Regions from separate parts of the Homo sapiens genome. Here region 2 is linked to region 1. A link is a loop called in an ENCODE intact Hi-C map of the cell type or tissue named here. Cell type or tissue: psoas muscle. All regions are shown on one strand. Links, peaks and the distances in the headings refer to the core of each region. The heading gives the core; the rest is flanking DNA.

Region 1 (8,696 bases), core at 642-8,641:
TTAAAAAGAAAAGAAAAGAAAAGAAAAGAAAAGAAAAGAAAAGAAAAAGGCATTCCAAATCTTTTGTTGAAAACAAATTGCCAACTGAAGAAAAGAACTTTTTCTTCCCTTGAGACCAATGAGCTGAATTTTACACTCTGGCCCAATAAAAGGAATCACTCTCTGCTTCTCTCAAATATTTTTCCAGGGCACCAACAAAGTTCTCATTATTTTCAACATAAATCTGTTTTGTAATTTTTGGATGAAAAGTTCCTTTTCACTGCTGCGACTATAAGAAGAAATTCTCAATACTCACCATTAGGAGACAGTCACAAAAGCAGAAGCTTCGTCAAGCTGGTCCCTTTCTAGAAAGGTAATAAAGACAAACTTCAGATTTTTAATTTTTAAAATGGGACCAGTAGAAGTAGAAATGACGGGCAGGTATTTCTAGCATCACCCACTGAGGGTGCTTCCACCTAGGGAGAAACAGCGAGTGTCTCAGGGCGGGCTGATCTTTAGAAGGGAGGAAGCCCACTCACACTGGCCCAAGAAGGGGCTTAATATCAGGAATGTCAAGGAATTGAAGAAGACAAAGCAGCCGGCCTCCAGCAAGACAAGCAGGAAACAGAAGTCCCCTGGAGACGTGGCCAGCCCCACCTGAGCACCTGGGACCCTTCACACCCATTAAGGGGTGCAAGATGCAGCACCCAAAGCCCAACCCCAGCCCTGCCCTCATGCACCAATTTGGGGGCAAATGAGGGCATCTGTCATCTCTCCCAGAGTATAGACATACATGTCCCTCCTTTCCACTTCTACTGGTCCATTTAAAAATTAAACATCTGGGTCAAATGGTATTTCTAGTTCTAGATCCCTGAGGAATATACCCAAAGGACTATAAATCATGCTGCTATAAAGACACATGCACACATATGTTTATTGCGGCATTATTCACAATAGCAAAGACTTGGAACCAACCCAAATGTCCAACAATGATAGACTGGATTAAGAAAATGTGGCACATATACACCATGGAATACTATGCAGCCATAAAAAATGATGAGTTCATGTCCTTTGTAGGGACATGGATGAAATTGGAAATCATCATTCTCAGTAAACTATCGCAAGAACAAAAAACCAAACACTGCATGTTCTCACTCATAGGTGGGAATTGAACAATGAGAACACATGGACACAGGAAGGGGAACATCACACTCTGGGGACTGTTGTGGGGTGGCGGGAGCGGGGAGGGATAGCATTGGGAGATATACCTAATGCTAGATGACGAGTTAGTGGGTGCAGCGCACCAGCATGGCACATGTATACATATGTAACTAACCTGCACATTGTGCACATGTACCCTAAAACTTAAAGTATAAAACTAAATAAATAAATAAATAAAAATTAAACATCTGAAGTTTGTCTTTGTTACAGATGTAAACATCTGAAGTTTGTTTCTAGAAAGATACCAGCTTGGCCAAGTTTCTGCTTTTGTGATTGGCTCACAATGGTGAGTTAGTTGCATGCCAGCATCACAGCTTTGACCCATCCCCTGCACAGCACTGCACAGATCACCTGCACCATCGTTGACTCATTTCTTTTCTGTCGATCTACAAATAATAAGACCATTTAACAATTAAAAAACTATGACTTCCTTAGGGAGGGCAATTTGACAATGTCTGCCAAAATTAGAAGTTAATGTTCTCTTTTACTTAGCAACGCCACTTCCCAGATATGCTCCTATGCATGTGGGTCGATGTAAGTACAAGCTATTCCCAGCTACTCTGTTTACAGCATCAAAGACCACAGCACCTTAAGTGTCCATTAGTAGGGGATGGTTGAATGAACTGTGGTACATCCAGAAAATGGAATTCTATACAGCAGAAAAAAAGAATGAGGAAATATACAGATAGGGAATGATCACCAGGGTATACTGTTATGCCAAAAAGATACAGAACAGTTCATAAAGTATGCTACCATTTGTGTAGAAAACTGTTGAGGGAGAACATATATTTATAACAGGTTGTATTTGCATAAACTCTTTGGAAGGATGAACAGAAGTCAGTGGTAACACAGTGTGGGTAGGAGCTGGGTGGCAGGAGACAGATGGCAGGCAGAGTTTTCAATACAAACCTTTTGATTTACATTGATTTTTGAGCTGAGTGAGTGTCCTATCTGGCCAAAAATAAACAAAGCAATTATATATTTAAAGGAAGTTAATTTTCAAATCAAAGAACATGAAAACTATATATCACTCCTATACACGGAAAACTTATACCACTTCCCTTAACTGGTGCATAACCTTAAAAATAGATGAAACAAAGATTAGCTATCCAATCATGAAAAGACAGTGGAGAAGACAGAAACTCACATTGCTAAGTGAAAGAAGCCAATCTGAAGAGGCTTTGTATTGTGTGATTCCAACTGTATGACATTTTGAAAAAGGCAAAATTATGGGGACAATAAAAAGACCAGTGATTGCCAGGGACTACAGGGATGGAAGGATGAATGGCAGAGCCCAGAGGATTTTTAGGTCAGTGAGAGTGTTCTGTAGGATCTTGTAATGGGGGATATATGTGATTTTGCATTTGTCCAAACCCATAGAATGTATGACACCAAGGGTGAGCCCTAATGCAAACTATATGTCATCCATCTGTCAATGTCAGGTCATCAATTACAACAAATGTACCACCCTAGGGGGAATCTTGATAATGGAGGAGGTTGTGTGTAGGTGGGGGCAGGAGGTAAATGAGAAATCTTTGCACTTCCCACCTAATTTTACTGTGTACCTAAAACTACTCTAAAAATTAAAGTATATTTTTTAAATGGATGGAACACCACTATACAGTGTTAGTAACCTTTTAGCAGAGTCACCTGCAGAAGCTCCCATGCTGAGGCCCACTCTGTTTGCATTAGGAAAGGGTGTCAAAGAGAAGCTCAAGACAACTAGCACCAGCAGAGACTTCCTATGTCGTCTTCAAAGGCCAAGCAAGAGCTGAAATGCGTGGTTTTCTCACCCTGTGATTCAATGTCATTTTATGCCATGACACCACACTTCAGGAAACATAGGCAATCAATGCTGCTAGTTCCTTTTTCTTCTCCTCTCCCCAGAGGTCAAGTTGCCTTAATGAATTGCAGTACTGACTTGCTCCTTGTGGCTTCTTGTCTTTGATGAACGCTGTAGCAGTTGGACATGGCTCTTGAGCTGGGTAACAAGCAGCTCCGTAAATGCCCAGCAATCTATTAAGTGTGTCACGGTCTGCTCTTCACTCTGCACCTCTCCAAGGTGAACAGAAGAGGTGTCAGCTCCAGTTTGTGATGGTGTGTCAAAGCTGTGACAGGTAAATAATTCTTATTTTATCTTATTTTTTGCAGATGTTAACAGGCCATGTAATCAGATGCATCAATCTGATTTTCACAGACAGCAGCCCCTGAGCCAGTCCAAGCCTCAGTCCTGGGGCTGACGATGACCAGGAGCACGGGCTGAACAAGGGAACAGAGCCCCAGAGCTCTCTGGAGCCAGAAATTATGTTTTAGTTGTGGAGATCACAGAGCACTTCAGAGAGATTCCTGCGTGGGGAGCCATCTTGGACACTGACTGCCGAGGGCTTTCTGGCAGGTGACAGCATAGGACATTTGACGAGGACATTCTTACCTCCTTTGTCATTTACCTTGTTATTCTTGATGAGCAGCTGAGTGAGCATAGACTTGGAGCTGCCCATCTTACAAATGGAATATTAAACAGAGGCACTACAGCAAGGCTGCCTGGCAAAGGGACACGTGCGTGAAAAAAAAAAAACAGTGGAAGGTTGAATTATTTCTGGAATTTGATCTGCTAATTCATCAGCAGCTTAGGGAAGGCAAGGTATAACCAGAGTGCTTTGATTCTCTGTGATTGTTCCGGGCTTTGTCCCTCTCTGTGCATCTCTCTAACCCACAGGCTGGCCTCTGCGTGGAACAAGAGTGGTTGCAGGATCCAAAACCATGGGAATGCAGCACACCATCTGGAAGGAGACAGAGCTTTTCTTTCCCAGCTGCTTACCAAAGACGTGGGTGTCACTCAGATTGGACCGACTGGAGGCATCTTTCCACCCCTGAACAAGGACTACAGCCTTAGGCTTATGAAAGCTTCTCCTGGCATTGTAGATGCCACAATTCCAAGCCCCCTCCCCCACACGCACACGTGGGCACGCACACACACACACACACACACACACACACACACTTCACCGTGGGGAAGGGAGCAACAGCATTCGCATGGGAATTACATTTCATTATAATTGAGGTTTTATTTTAATCACCATCATTATCAGCAGCAGCTCACATCCACCCGGAGCGTCTATGCCGGCATTTTACTAGGAGCTTAGCATGGATTCCCTCACTTCACCCTCCCATCAACCGGAGAAATGATTTGCTCAAGGTCCTGTGGCCCATACATGGCTGAGCTGCAATGGGAGTCCAGGTCCCAACTCCAGTGCCTGTTTCTCTGACTGCGGAGCTATGGCTACAGCCATGCAGAGCACGAGAGAGTCTCCACGTAGGTCAGTAGGTACATGTGACTTGGAGTGGCTCATAACAAAAACTCAACTCAAATCAGTTTCAGAGAATAAGATGGGAATGCAAGGGACTCACTGGCTCACGCAAACGAGGGCTCTTGTCCCAGTTGTGCCCAGAATCTCCAAGGAGATGCCTGGGACTCGACCTTTCTCCTTCTGTCAGTTCCTCCTTCCTAGGTGGTGGCTTCAATCTCAGGACCTTCTGTTCACAGAGAGCTCCTCACCTGCCCCCACTAGCTTAGCAACCCTGGCAGAAAGCCATTCAGCATTGCTGACTTTATCCTCATGGGACCCTGTTGGGCAAGGAGCCCAGCCTTACACCAATCACAGAGGCCAAGGGTTTAGAATATGTGAGCTTGCCTGAGCTGGGTGATGTGTGCACCACATGGACTAAGAGTGGAGAAGGGATATTCCCCTGAGATAAAATAGAGGATCACCCTCCAGAAATTGGGGAATGCGTCCCAGACAGAATAGAATCACGGATACCTGCTACGAAAGACTTTGTCTCCCTCGGGAGAGTGTGAGCCTCTTCCTATCCAGTCTGTTTCCCACAAGACAGCAAAGCCAGCAGTCTGTCTGCCACCATCACCTGTCCAGTCCACCCCCTGCCCTGGCTTGTGTCCTTCCTCTTCTCCCACCTTAGCAGATAGTCTGCAGAAAGGGTCAACTCCCAGAAAATGCATAAAACTGATGGAGATTTCCCCCCATCTATGGACAGCATTCTTGCGCCCATTTGCCCATAGTCTTCCCATCTACCTTGTGAGCTTGTTCTCAGGGAAAGCCCTGCTATCAGTCATTCACATGTTAGTTCAATGTTTGCCAAACTTAAATCGTCTAGGGAACCCCTATATGAATCATACCCTACACGCATATCACCAGGACCACATTGTTTACTTCATATTTTTCTTCAAATTATCTCAGCTTTCAAATGAAAATAAATACACTTAAAAATGAAACTTGCCACAAATAGAAAACAATCAAAAAAAGGAATACCATGAAAATCAATGAATATTATTATATTCTGCTGAGGTACTGCAGCTGTCAACACCTCTGGGCCTCTGGTCCATTCTCCCTGTTAAGAAAGAGAAAATGGCAAGAGCCACAGAGGCGGCTGAGCCCCAGTCTGAGACACTCTCTGAGGCTCTCAGGACTGAATGGAACTGAAGAGGAAGAACGAACGTTTACTGTGTGGATGGTTACTTAATGCCAAGTCTCTGAACACCTCCTGGTGGTAAGTGCCCCTCACTCACCAGGGCACCCCTGGTAAGCACCCCAGAAAAGCCATCAAGGACCTCAACCCTTCTCCTGGAATGAACAAGAACCCCCCACAGGGAGTCATTTCTGGTCCAGGAAAAAGATGATGCCCCACACTCTTGGAAGCAAACCAATCAATACCTGCCCTGCAGTTTATGTAACACACACATCTTAGAATCCTTAATGTACACTTACATGAATCCCTTCCCTCCAATCCAGACAGCATCAGCCAAGAACCTCAATGAATTAAAACAGAGAATGGCAAGCTCTCTCGGGGGTTGTTGGCCCCACTCTCCTGTGGCTTCTTCCCAATGACCCCTGCTTATCGAAAAGCGTGGGGACACACAGAGGATGAAGGGTTGCCCCTCTGTTGTCAGAGGGAGAACAGAGGGCAAGACTCTCAGGAAATGGGGTTTCCAAGGCAACAGAGAAAATAAGCGACTTCATGTCCATGCAACAATGTCACCTGGAGCCGTCCCAGAGAGTAAGACAATCTTATCTACTAATGTGGAGAGATGGCCAAGACAAAGCAGAGGGAGAGAAGAGCAACCGTCTGTGGTTTTATCGCAGCAAGCGATGTCTGTCTCCATACCCAGAAATGAGCATGTGCTCTCTCTATGTATAGATCAGATGACATGGAGACATTCATTAGGCAACTACAATGTGCCTTTGCTCCTCTTACCCTCAGAACTTCCTTGAGGGGCAGGCATTATGATTCCCACTTTACATCAGTGGGAATTTGGACTTGGTGAAGTTAGGTTGTTTGCCAGAGTTATAGGCACTGATTCAGGAACCTGCCGTTCTGGTGTTTACAGCCTGCACCCCTGACCATCAGAGGCCAGACTGCTCCCTGCAAGGATGCCAGCATGTGCATGAGAGAAAAGTCTGGAAAATCATACAAAAGCATCAACAGGCCCTATCCTTAGGGGGCGAGATGGCAAAAAATGACCTCTTTTTTTCCTGTTACTCTACTTACTTCTGTGTCATTTGAGCTTGACTTTACATTGGGCATGGATAGGTTTTGTATTAAAAGTGAACCAGGCAAGAACCCTGGGTAAGGCAGGGCTCTACCCTGTCTCTCCCAGTGAGTGTAACAATAAAAGCTGGGCAAAATTGCATGGAGCACTATTTGTGAGCTCTGAAAGTAGACAGTGGCAGGCAAATCCAGAAGAAGACCAGAATGTGAAGTGCCACTGAGTGGGCAGCAGGCTCGCCATTCTTCTCCTTCTGGACCCCCGAGCCTGATACCAGCACAGCCTGAGACCTGGACATGGGCATCAGGACTCAGACAGAGAAATCAGTGGGGAGGCCTCTGGTCTGGCTTGGGGAGTGAGAAAGCAAACTCCTAGGACTCTGAGAGAGTGCAGAAATCCCCACATTTTTCTTTTTTCCATTCTCTCAGCCCCCAAGCAATAATCAGTGGCAGAAATAGGTTCCCACAAGAGCCAAAATTCTGAAGGAGGAGATGCCTCCTTTCTAGTCATTGGAGTTTCAGAAATAGAGGAGAAAGAGTGCAGGGCTGAAAAAATATGTAATGAAATGATGGCCAAAAACTTCCCAAATTTCACAAAAGATATAAGCCTGCAAATTAAGAAGTTCAGCAAACTCCAAAGGTGATAAACCCAAAGAAATCCACACCCAGACTATTTTGTATTCAAATTGTAATCAAATATTTCACTATTTTGTAATCAAAATGGTGAAAATTAAAGTAACTAATAATAATAATCTTGAAACTGACAGGGAAATGCAATCTATTTAACCTGTAGGAGAACAATGATCTGAATGACTACAGATTTCTCATCAGAAAATATGGAGGTCAGAAGGAAATGGCACACCACCTTTGAAGTGCTGAAAGGAAAGGATGTTCAAACCAGGATTTATCCAGAGAAAATACACTTCCAGAATAAAGGCAAAATAAAGATGTTTTCAGATGAAGGAAAACTAAGAGAATTTATTGCCAGCAAACATGTACTTCAAGAAGTACTAAAGGAAGTTCTTCAAAAAGAAGGAAACTTGAAGAATCAGGAATGAAGAAGCAACAGAAATGGTAACAATCTGAGTAAGTATAACAGATTGTTCTCCTCCTGAGGTTTATTTGTTTGTTTGTTTGTTTGTTTGCTTGTTTTGAGACACGGTCTCGCTCTGTCACCCACGCTTGAATGCAGTGGCACCATCATGGCTCACTGCAGCCTCAACCTCCCAGGATCAAATGATCCTTCCACCTCAGCCTCCTAAGTAGCTGGGACTAGAGGTGCATGCCACCACACCGGGATAATTTTTGTATTTTTTGTAGAGATGTGGGTTTCACCATGTTGCCCAGGCTGATCTTGAACTCCTGAGCTCAAGTGATCCACTGGCTTCAGCCTCCCAAAGTGCTGGGATTACAGGCGTGAGCCATGGTGCCCAGCCCAGTTCCCCTCCTGAGTTTTAAAAAATCTGCTGGATGTTGGAAAATAACAATTATAACCTCTGATGGGTCTTCACCCTATGTAGATATCATACATAAGACAAGTATAACATACAGAACATACAGGGGGACAGTGAAGGGACCTACAACATTTTCTGAATTCTGAATACACCACTTGTTCAATAATGACTCACAAAAATTACTCAGTAAATACTTTCTACTGGAATGCACTATGTGTTGTCCCAAGCCCCATGCTCACCAACAGGAATAGGGAGACTTTGATGAAGAGAATGGTCTTGGTCTATGAAGACTCCACGGTCTCTCAGTGACTCAATGGCCAGATCCTACCAGGAAATAAAGCAAGGAACCTCCTGCAATAGGTCCCTTGGAGCTTGGAGGAGAACAGTTTTGCTTCCCCTAAGATATCTTCCCCCACAAGAAAACTAGGAGAGCCCAGAAGGTCACACATACTGCAGGAAGCCTGGGGCCTTTTCATATACTTC
Region 2 (8,696 bases), core at 355-8,354, 62 kb after region 1:
GAGCTCGCCTACAGCCTAGAGGAGGGGCAGACAAGCCAGGAGGCAGTGTGTTTTCCAGTGGTTCTGTGAGGCACTGCAGGGATCAGAGGAGAAATCTGGCCCAGTGACCATCCCTGCTGGCACCTGAAGGCTGAGAAGGAAAGAGCCAGGAAAACCTCAGTATGATTGGGACACAAAATTCCAGGCAGAGTGTGGAAGAGATAGGCTTGAGGGTGTCAAGTGCAGAATCTGGCCTTCCGTCCTGGGGGCAATGATGACAGGAATGCAACATGTGAAATCCACACTTCACAGTTAAACTCTCATGCGATGGGCGTGGAGTGCCCACAGAGTATGAATAAGAGGTGAGGAGGAAATACCCCTCCTGGAAACACCATCCACTCTTGAGAACCTAGGTGACTGTCTCCCATCTGAAAAGAGTCTGCAATAAAATAGTCTTTACAATTATTCAGAGTTTTCCCTGATCCTGCCAACCTCCGTACTTGATTTAAAATCTTTCCATCTGGAATTATTAGTCCAGAGCAGTTTATCAAAGAAAAGATGGATGGTGCAAGCCGACTGCTGCTAGCGTTCAGAAAAACGTGTTCTCTCTCTGCCATTCAGCGAAAGTTCTTTAATCACTGTTGATTGGAGGTTACCAACCTTGAATTGTTAGTTAATGGCATCTCTGCAAAGGAATGATTTATTGGGTGAGTAAACTTCGCAAACAAACACAGATCCTCCATTGCTGGCTATTTCATCGGAAGCTGAAATGTACATTATTTCAACTGTCTTTCTAGTGGAATCAAAATCCGAAGCAGAGGCAAATATTTAGCCTTGATCTCAGATTTCTCTGCCATCGAGATATTAAGAATACAGAAAGTCAAGGCACAGAAGAATCCCCAGATGTTCTGTTTCCAGTGTTCGCCTATGCTCTCAGGCTCCCTTGCAGCTGGCACCCCACCTGGGAGCAGCCTCCCTTTTGAGGATCACCATCGGGAGAGGAGCCTGTGGTTCAATGGCTGTACCTCTGTCACCTTTCACCAGGACCCTATCCTGAAACACCAGCCAGGGCCAGCACAACTCACTGCTGGAGGATCCCTGCTCTGCCACCTCTCCTTGGTCCATTTGTTCTCAAGCAAATGACATTGGAACCAAGAAAGGAATGTGCTCTGTTTGTCAATTGTCAGGCAGGGGACACATCTTCCCTTTCTTCCCTCAAAGAGGGACTGGTTCAGCCTCAAACCCTCTGAAGGGCAAGATCAGGGGAAGCAGGAATGCTGGAGCTTCCTCAGCCCTCTCCCCAGCCGTGTGAGTCACGGGTGCACCAGGCTCCCTCCTGCTGTCCCTCCACTGGGACACTGCCCCCTCCAGTTCGCTGTTCATACTCACAGGCAGCTCGGGCATTTGTGGGGCTTCCCCAACCCCCAGACTACGTCAGACCCCTGGAGATACACTCTCCTGATTCACAAACCTTTTGTGTGGCACTGAATGTAGTTATGATTGCATTTTTTTCTGTGTAGTTATTAGATTAATTTCCATCTCACCTCTTGGGAGGCTCATTGTTTTTGCTCCCTTCAGCATCCCTGGTGCCCAGTGTTGGAGCTGTGGTTGGTAACTAAGAATGACCAGTGGTTAGAATCACTTGAGAGAGCAAGAAAGCCCCTGGAGGTGGCAGGTGGAGAGCAACGTTTCCACTTCATTACCCAGAGGAGGCAGCTGACTCGGGCGTGTAGCTCATGGGCTGGCCAGCCCTTGCTGCTCCCTATGCCACCTGCAGCCAAGTCCCTGGGCAGCTCAGCATCCTCAGCTCTTTGTTAACAACTCTGGAGGAGGTAAGCAGAGCACCAGCAGCCAGGGGGAGATACAGCAAAATCTCTGCCATGATGGCAAGAGGACCAGAGCCCACACGTGACCTCGGGAGGTAGACAAGTCTCCCTGTGCGAGGACCATCGGGGCAGCCAGGAGGGCTGGTGGAGTTTCTGTAGATAGGGGTGGGGACAGGACTCCAGGATGAGGGCACAGAGTAAGCAAAAGCCTGGAGGGAGGCCCAAGATGGTCTCTGGGGTAAAGATCTGTAGCTGGGGTTTTGGGCTTCAGGCAGAAAAGGCAGGCTCATGGTTCGGAGGCCATTGAATGGAAATTCCCAGGCACTAGGGAACCACTGATGGGTTCTGATCCAGGGAATGTGTGGCGGGGGATCTTCTGGGGATGTTTGTACCCAACAGATGAGAGACACTGAAGCAGGGAGATTTGTCCAGAGGCTGGGGGAAGGGTGGCAATGGGGACAAGACAGAGTTTGGGGAGGTGATGCATGTCCAGGATGACTTCGCAGCTTAAAGGCTAAGCAGGTAGGAAACAGAGGTGACAGTGACCAGGATGAGAGATGGGCCATCAACCCACCACACATGAAACACGCAGCCAGGTCAGATTGCTGTGTTCCAGGGTCAAGTCTGGTTTGGTGCAGGAAGGTGCAGAAGTTTCTTGTCACCTCCTTTTCTCACCATTCAGAAATCAGTGTCCTCTTAAAGCCATAAAGAAGAGTGATACATTTGACTTCATCTTTTTTTTTTTTTTTTTTTTTTTTTTTTAGTTTTTGCATGGAAAAAGATATCAAAAACCAAAGGACAAACTGAAAAAAAGGTAACATAGATAACAAACAGAGCTAATATCCTCATATACTGTATTAGCCTGTTTTCACACTGCTTTCAAGAACTTCCCTGAGACTGGGTAATTTATAAACAAAAGAGGTTTAATTGATTCACAGTCTGTAGGGCTGGGGAGGCCTCGGGAAACTTACAATCATGGCGAAAGGGGAAGCAAACATGCTCTTCTTCACAAGGTGGCAGGAGAGAGAGAAGAGAAAGTAAAGTGGGGAAGAGCCCCAAATAAAACCACCAGGTCTCGTGAGAACTCACTCATTATCATAAGAACAGCATGGGGGAACCGCCCCCCGTGATCCAATCACCTCCCTCCCTCAACATGTGGGATCACAATTCGAGATGAGATTTGAATGAGGGCACACAGCCAAACCATACCACATACAAAGCATTCCTACAAATAAATAAAAAGGACCACCAACCTATCAGAAAAAAAAAAATGGGTAAATGACAAAAACAGGCAGTTCACAGGAAAATAAGTGGCTCATAAACATAATTTCATATGTTCCAGCTTCATTTATAATGAAAGTTATGGAGGTTAAGACTAAAATTACAGACCCTTTTTAAGTTATTTTACTTAGGCTGGTAAATATTTAAAAACTGATAATACACACTGCTGGTGGGAATGTTGGAAAACAATTTGTCAATAGGTATTAACATTGTAAACGTATGTTCCCATTCCTCTAGGAATTTCACTGCTAGGACTGTATCCTAACAATATGTTCATGCATGCATAGAAAAAGTGTGAATTAGAATGTTCTCAGCAGGACTGTTTGTTGTAGCAAAAAGCCAGAAATAGCCTGAATATTCTCAGCAGAAAACTGCTTAAGTTATAACACAGTCGTACAAACAATGACATAAAAACTCTAAAAAGTGCAATAACTATACCTATGTTGACAGGGCAGGATCTCTTAGGTGGATTGTTAGGTGAATAAATTAAAGTGTGGTTCAGTTTACACATTGGTATTAAAAATTTTAAATGATATGCATTTCTATTTAGAAGATACTATGAACCATAATCACCTCTGTGAAGGAGAACCAAAGAGCTCAGATCTGGGATGGGAAGGAGTCCAGCTCTGAGCTGTTGGAGCTTTGGTCCTGTCCTTGTCAGGCCTTCTGAGCCACTGGCCTTCCCCACCTGTGCCGGAGCCTCCACCATCAGGTTAAAGCCCACTGCTGTTGTTTGTGGTGTTCAGTCGCCAACCCATCCATCTCTCAGACTGGCTCTTTCAGAAAGTAAAACAGACAGGGCCTTGGCTCCAGTCTCCGACAATGTCAGGAAAACTTGCTGAAAGTGGCCTTTCATTTGAGCCTGAACACTAAAGGAGAACTGGCAGAAACACCCACCTGAAGGCAGCTGGGGGCTGGCTGACCTTTGTAGCTGGTGGGGGCCCTGGCGCCCACACTGCTGTCGGCTCTCCCCGGGCTGCCTCTGGAAAGCAGTCTCCTAAGTGCAATCTCTAGGCCCCTGACCAAGGTATTTTTAGCCACCCTCCCTGGTAGCCACGGCTCCGAGGCTATGAGCAGAGACTTCAAGGGCAGGGCCAGGGAACATTCCTGAACTCTGGGTCTCTGCTCTGGGCCTGGCTTGTTCCCAAGGCTAATTTAGAACTTTCCTGGCTACTCTTGTGACCTTTTGCCTCATGACCCTTCCCCCAGAGCACAAAGCTCTGGCCCCACAGTTCCTGACACAGCACTGTCTTTTCATGGTGAGCAGTGGCAGAGGGACATTGCCTTCCCTTCGAACAATGTGGCTTTATGGACAAATGGAGCTGGTGACACTCTGTCTTGAAGAGCAGCACTTCTAAGCTGGAATGCAGGGAGACACTCTCTGTCCCAGGGTTCCTGAAGCTTCAGCTCCCTGGGCTTCCCACCTTTGCTATATTGACAGTTCCTGGTTTTCCCTGTGCTGCCGGCTGCACTGATTCACCCTCTTCACCTATATATTCACTTTAGTTGCATCCTAAAACATAGGATATATGATATCATGGGTTGAACATGCTAGTTGCTTTTTTAATGCATTAAAGGAAGTTCTATGAGAATTTATAGAAGGGAAAAAAGAGAAAAAGTAATTCTTACATGCATATTGGATAAGCAGTGACCAGGCCAGTGGTGAGAAACATGGTGAACTGCCATCCACAGTTTGCAGAGGAAAAGTTATTTATGACCAGGGCTTTGCACATTATTTCTTCTTCATGATCACACACACACACACACACACACACACACACATCTTGTCTACCTGGATAATTGCCATCTCCTCCAGGAAGCCATTTCCAAGGCCCTCACCGCCAACAGCAGGCCCATGCCCCTCCACCGTACTCTCTGCTCAGCCTGAGACAGCCCTGCAATTGTGACCACCTGCCGATTCTCCTCTGTAGTCTCCTGGGAAACATGCCTTTTTGTTAAGGGGTGATGGGGAATGCGCACTCTGGACTCGAACCCCACCTTGTTCATTTCTCAGCTGCATAACCTTAAACAAGTGGCTCCTTTGCTTTCTCCCAGCCTTGTTCTCCTCATCTGCAAAATGGGGTGAAAACAGAAAGTGAGAATTAAATAACGTAGGCAAAATGGTAACACAGGCTTAGCATTCACTAAGCATTTGATAAGTATTTGCCACGTGCATGTATGCATGAAGGAAGGCAGCCTGTGTACACGAAGGAGGTTAAACAATAACCCACAGCTTCAGATCCACCAAAAATCTTATTACAAAGACAAGTTCCCGGGGCAGTGATGGTGGTAAGAGTAATAGCAATGACTTCTCAAAAAACCTGTAAGAGGGGTGTTACTATTTTCCCCATTTTACCGACAAAGCAATAAGGACTCAAAGTGTTGAATACACTTAATCAAGCTCACACAAGGTGAATAATAGAGCTGGTGTTAAGCCCTGGCTTCCTCCCAAACCAAAGCCAATGCTCTAAATGCCCACATCATGCGTCTTTCATACACTGTTTTTTGATCCTCTATGAGACACCAGGATTGGAAATGTGATTCTTTTTTTTTTATTATTATACTTTAAGTTTTAGGGTACATGTGCACATTGTGCAGGTTAGTTACATATGTATACATGTGCCATGCTGGTGCGCTGCACCCACTAACTCGTCATCTAGCATTAGGTACATCTCCCAATGCTATCCCTCCCCCCTCCCCCCACCCCACCACAGTCCCCAGAGTGTGATATTCCCCTTCCTGTGTCCATGTGTTCTCATTGTTCAATTCCCACCTATGAGTGAGAACATGCGGTGTTTGGTTTTTTGTTCTTGCGATAGTTTACTGAGAATGATGATTTCCAATTTCATCCATGTCCCTACAAAGGACATGAACTCACCCTTTTTTATGGCTGAATAGTATTCCATGGTGTATATGTGCCACATTTTCTTAATCCAGTCTATCATTGTTGGATATTTGGGTTGGTTCCAAGTCTTTGCTATTGTGAATAATGCCGCAATAAACATACGTGTGCATGTGTCTTTATAGCAGCATGATTTATGTTAGGCCCACATTCAAGTTCTTCGTAATTCCATCATCTAAATGAGTTTTGAGTTTCATTTCTGACTAACAACAGTAGAAATCCGCCTTACATTGCTAGAGGAACCACATGCATTCAGTATCTATGTGTTCATTCTCACCTCCTCGTCTCCCTGGCAAATAGATCATGGTCACAGGACTAGTTCTGGCCAATAGAATTTAATAGCCACTGTGCTTTCTTCATCTTTTCCCCTGCCACAGCCAACCTACAGGCCCAAATTGTGCACTTACTGGACTTTGCCTGATGATAAATAAACCTTCATTGGGTTAAAAGCCTTGGTGGTTTTACCTGTTTCAGCTGCCAGCATTAATTTCTCCGACTGATACACAGATGAATTTCAGGGTGAATTTCTCACTCAACTTCCCCCACACATTGCAAAGCTTGGGCTTTATGCCACCATTTTAATAATGATAGTTATTGAATTATAATACTGTGAGATTATGATTTTTCTTTACTATTCTTAGGCTGTTTGGCTTTTGAGAAACAACTTGGTGTCATTTCATATTAATAACTGACTTAAAGAAAGAGGCAGGCCTTCCATGCAGTGTCACCTGTGTCATGAAAGCTAATAGAAGCAGACAGCTGCCTGTTGGGGTCTTGATTTACAAATCGCATGACAGATGAAGTCCATAGGCTTCCAAAGTGGGAGGATGAAAACTTTAAAAAACAAAACCAGAAACTGGGAAAGTGAAGACAGTGGCCGCCACCCAGCTCCATGATAAACTCCCAAGAGGCTGTGAGCCAGCGTGGGAAGAACACAGCCCTCTCACCTTTGGCCCCCCAACTCTCTCCCAGCCTCTCTGTAAAGAACTTTGCACATCACACAAAGCCAATCAGCAAAATACAACAAAATACATCAACTGCTCTGGGAATTACAAGCAGAATTCTGTGAAGATCATACTCCTTTCATCTGAAGAAACTGAGGATGTTTTTACAAATAATTAATTCAATTGATTTAATTCTCAAGGATTAACTTGAACGCCTGAATTCATAACTGAATCTTTTTTAAAAGGAGAAATCTAGTACATGCAAAAATATAGAGACTCAAACCTTCCTTGTGGTCATAAACAACTTTCTTGAAAGAGGGTGTTCGAGCCAAAGCCCCGTGTTTCCGTTTACCAGTCTGCGTTAGTCTCCGTGGCATCATCTCCTTGTAAATGTCTTGTGGCAATCCTCGCCCAGCTGTGGCTCTTCCCTGGGGGATGATGCAGCCCCTGCTGAGGCTGAAGCGATTTCTCTCTTTAGACTACACAAAGCAGGTAAGAGGTGCTCATTAGAAGGTTCTCCTGGAAAGCTGGACTTCCAGTTCATCCCCACTGCTACATTCCCGCCAGCACCATGACAGTTTACAAATGCCATGGCAACATCAGGAAGTTATCCTACATGGCCTAAAAAGGGGAAGCATGAATAACCCACCCCTTGTTTAGCATATCATCAAGAAATAACCATAAAAATGTGCAACCAGCAGCCCTCGAGGCTGCTTTGTCTATGGAGTAGCCATTCTTTTATTCCTTTACCTTCTTAATAAACTTGCTTTCACTTTGAAAAACAAAAACTTTTGAAGGAAATGTTTTCACTCCGGGCTGGTTTCCAAAAACTTGAATCAAGCACAAAAGTGAATTCACTGGTGCAGGTAATTGTCCAAGGGGAGTCATGGCTTCTTAACTAGGTGCAGGACTTAAGCAATGTCATTAGAACCCACTCCACTCCCTCTCAGCTCACTTCCATGCTTCCCACATCTGGTGGCCCCCAACCACTCTGCCTCTTCCCCTCATGTTCTCAAGGTTGCTGCAACTGCCCCTGCACTTACAGCCTCTCAGCTTCAAAGTCCATCCAAAGAGTTGGAAAGACCCTGGGCCCCACTCTCACTGGCTCAGTTTGGGTAAAATGCACATCTCTGAACTAATAGTGGTGGCCAACGGGGTGGGCTACATTAGCTAGTTAAAATCTTCCAGGATCTGCCTCTGGAACTTACAGAAACAGAGGATGAAGAGATGGGGAACTACCCAAAGGAAGTCCAGATGTTTTCCTAGAAGAAGGTGAAGGGATACTGAAAAAAACAAAAACAAAACAAAACAAAAAAAAGCAAACAAAAAAAAACCCAGATACTTAAAACACCAACAGACCAAAGTTTCTCTGCTGTGATTGACTTCAAATCACCCTGATGTCCTGGAATGCTGAGGCTCTGGAGAACTCAGGTGGAAAACCCTCCAGTCAAAATGAATCCTCAATTTTTCAAATAGACACAGGCCCAGACTGGGGAAGTCACCCAGCAAAAAGGTAGCAGAGCTCCACAAAACTTGATTCTGGTGATGGTATACTATCATATCAGATTGTAGATATTCAATATATGTCTTTTTTTATATTAACATATCAGTTATACCTCAATAAAACCAGGGGTTGTGGGGGAAGGTGGCAGAAGGGATCCCCAGTTCACTTTCTTTCTCCCTTCCTTGTTTTTCAACCTCAGTGAAGACTGAATCTCTTGTCTCTCAGTGACCATGTGTTCCTTTGCTTTTATATATTATTTA

Evidence for each region. Peaks named below come from ENCODE experiments on the same cell type or tissue, not always from the same donor. Only the 100,000 strongest peaks of a DNase experiment are listed, where the experiment ranks them.
Region 2: it touches region 1 in a loop (2.9-fold over the local background); 1 of 110 quality-filtered maps calls a loop at or near these places.

What each region holds. Positions count from the first base shown.
Region 1 is chr20:60,091,819-60,100,514 of GRCh38, reverse strand. LOC729296 (a long non-coding RNA gene) reads right to left here. Exons shown (of 5, transcript NR_109918.1): 3 at 1,552-1,586; 4 at 296-344. Among named protein-coding and RNA genes, the nearest start is that of LINC02910, 40 kb to the right of the region's middle. In psoas muscle, for the core only: no CTCF peak of the experiment used is centred there; no DNase peak of the experiment used is centred there.
Region 2 is chr20:60,029,946-60,038,641 of GRCh38, reverse strand. It overlaps a transcript of CDH26 not described here. Among named protein-coding and RNA genes, the nearest start is that of LINC02910, 22 kb to the left of the region's middle. RefSeq lists enhancers at 1,131-1,630, 1,631-2,132. In psoas muscle, for the core only: no CTCF peak of the experiment used is centred there; a DNase peak (open chromatin) is centred at 4,171; H3K4me3 peaks cover 465 bases; H3K27ac peaks cover 1,416 bases.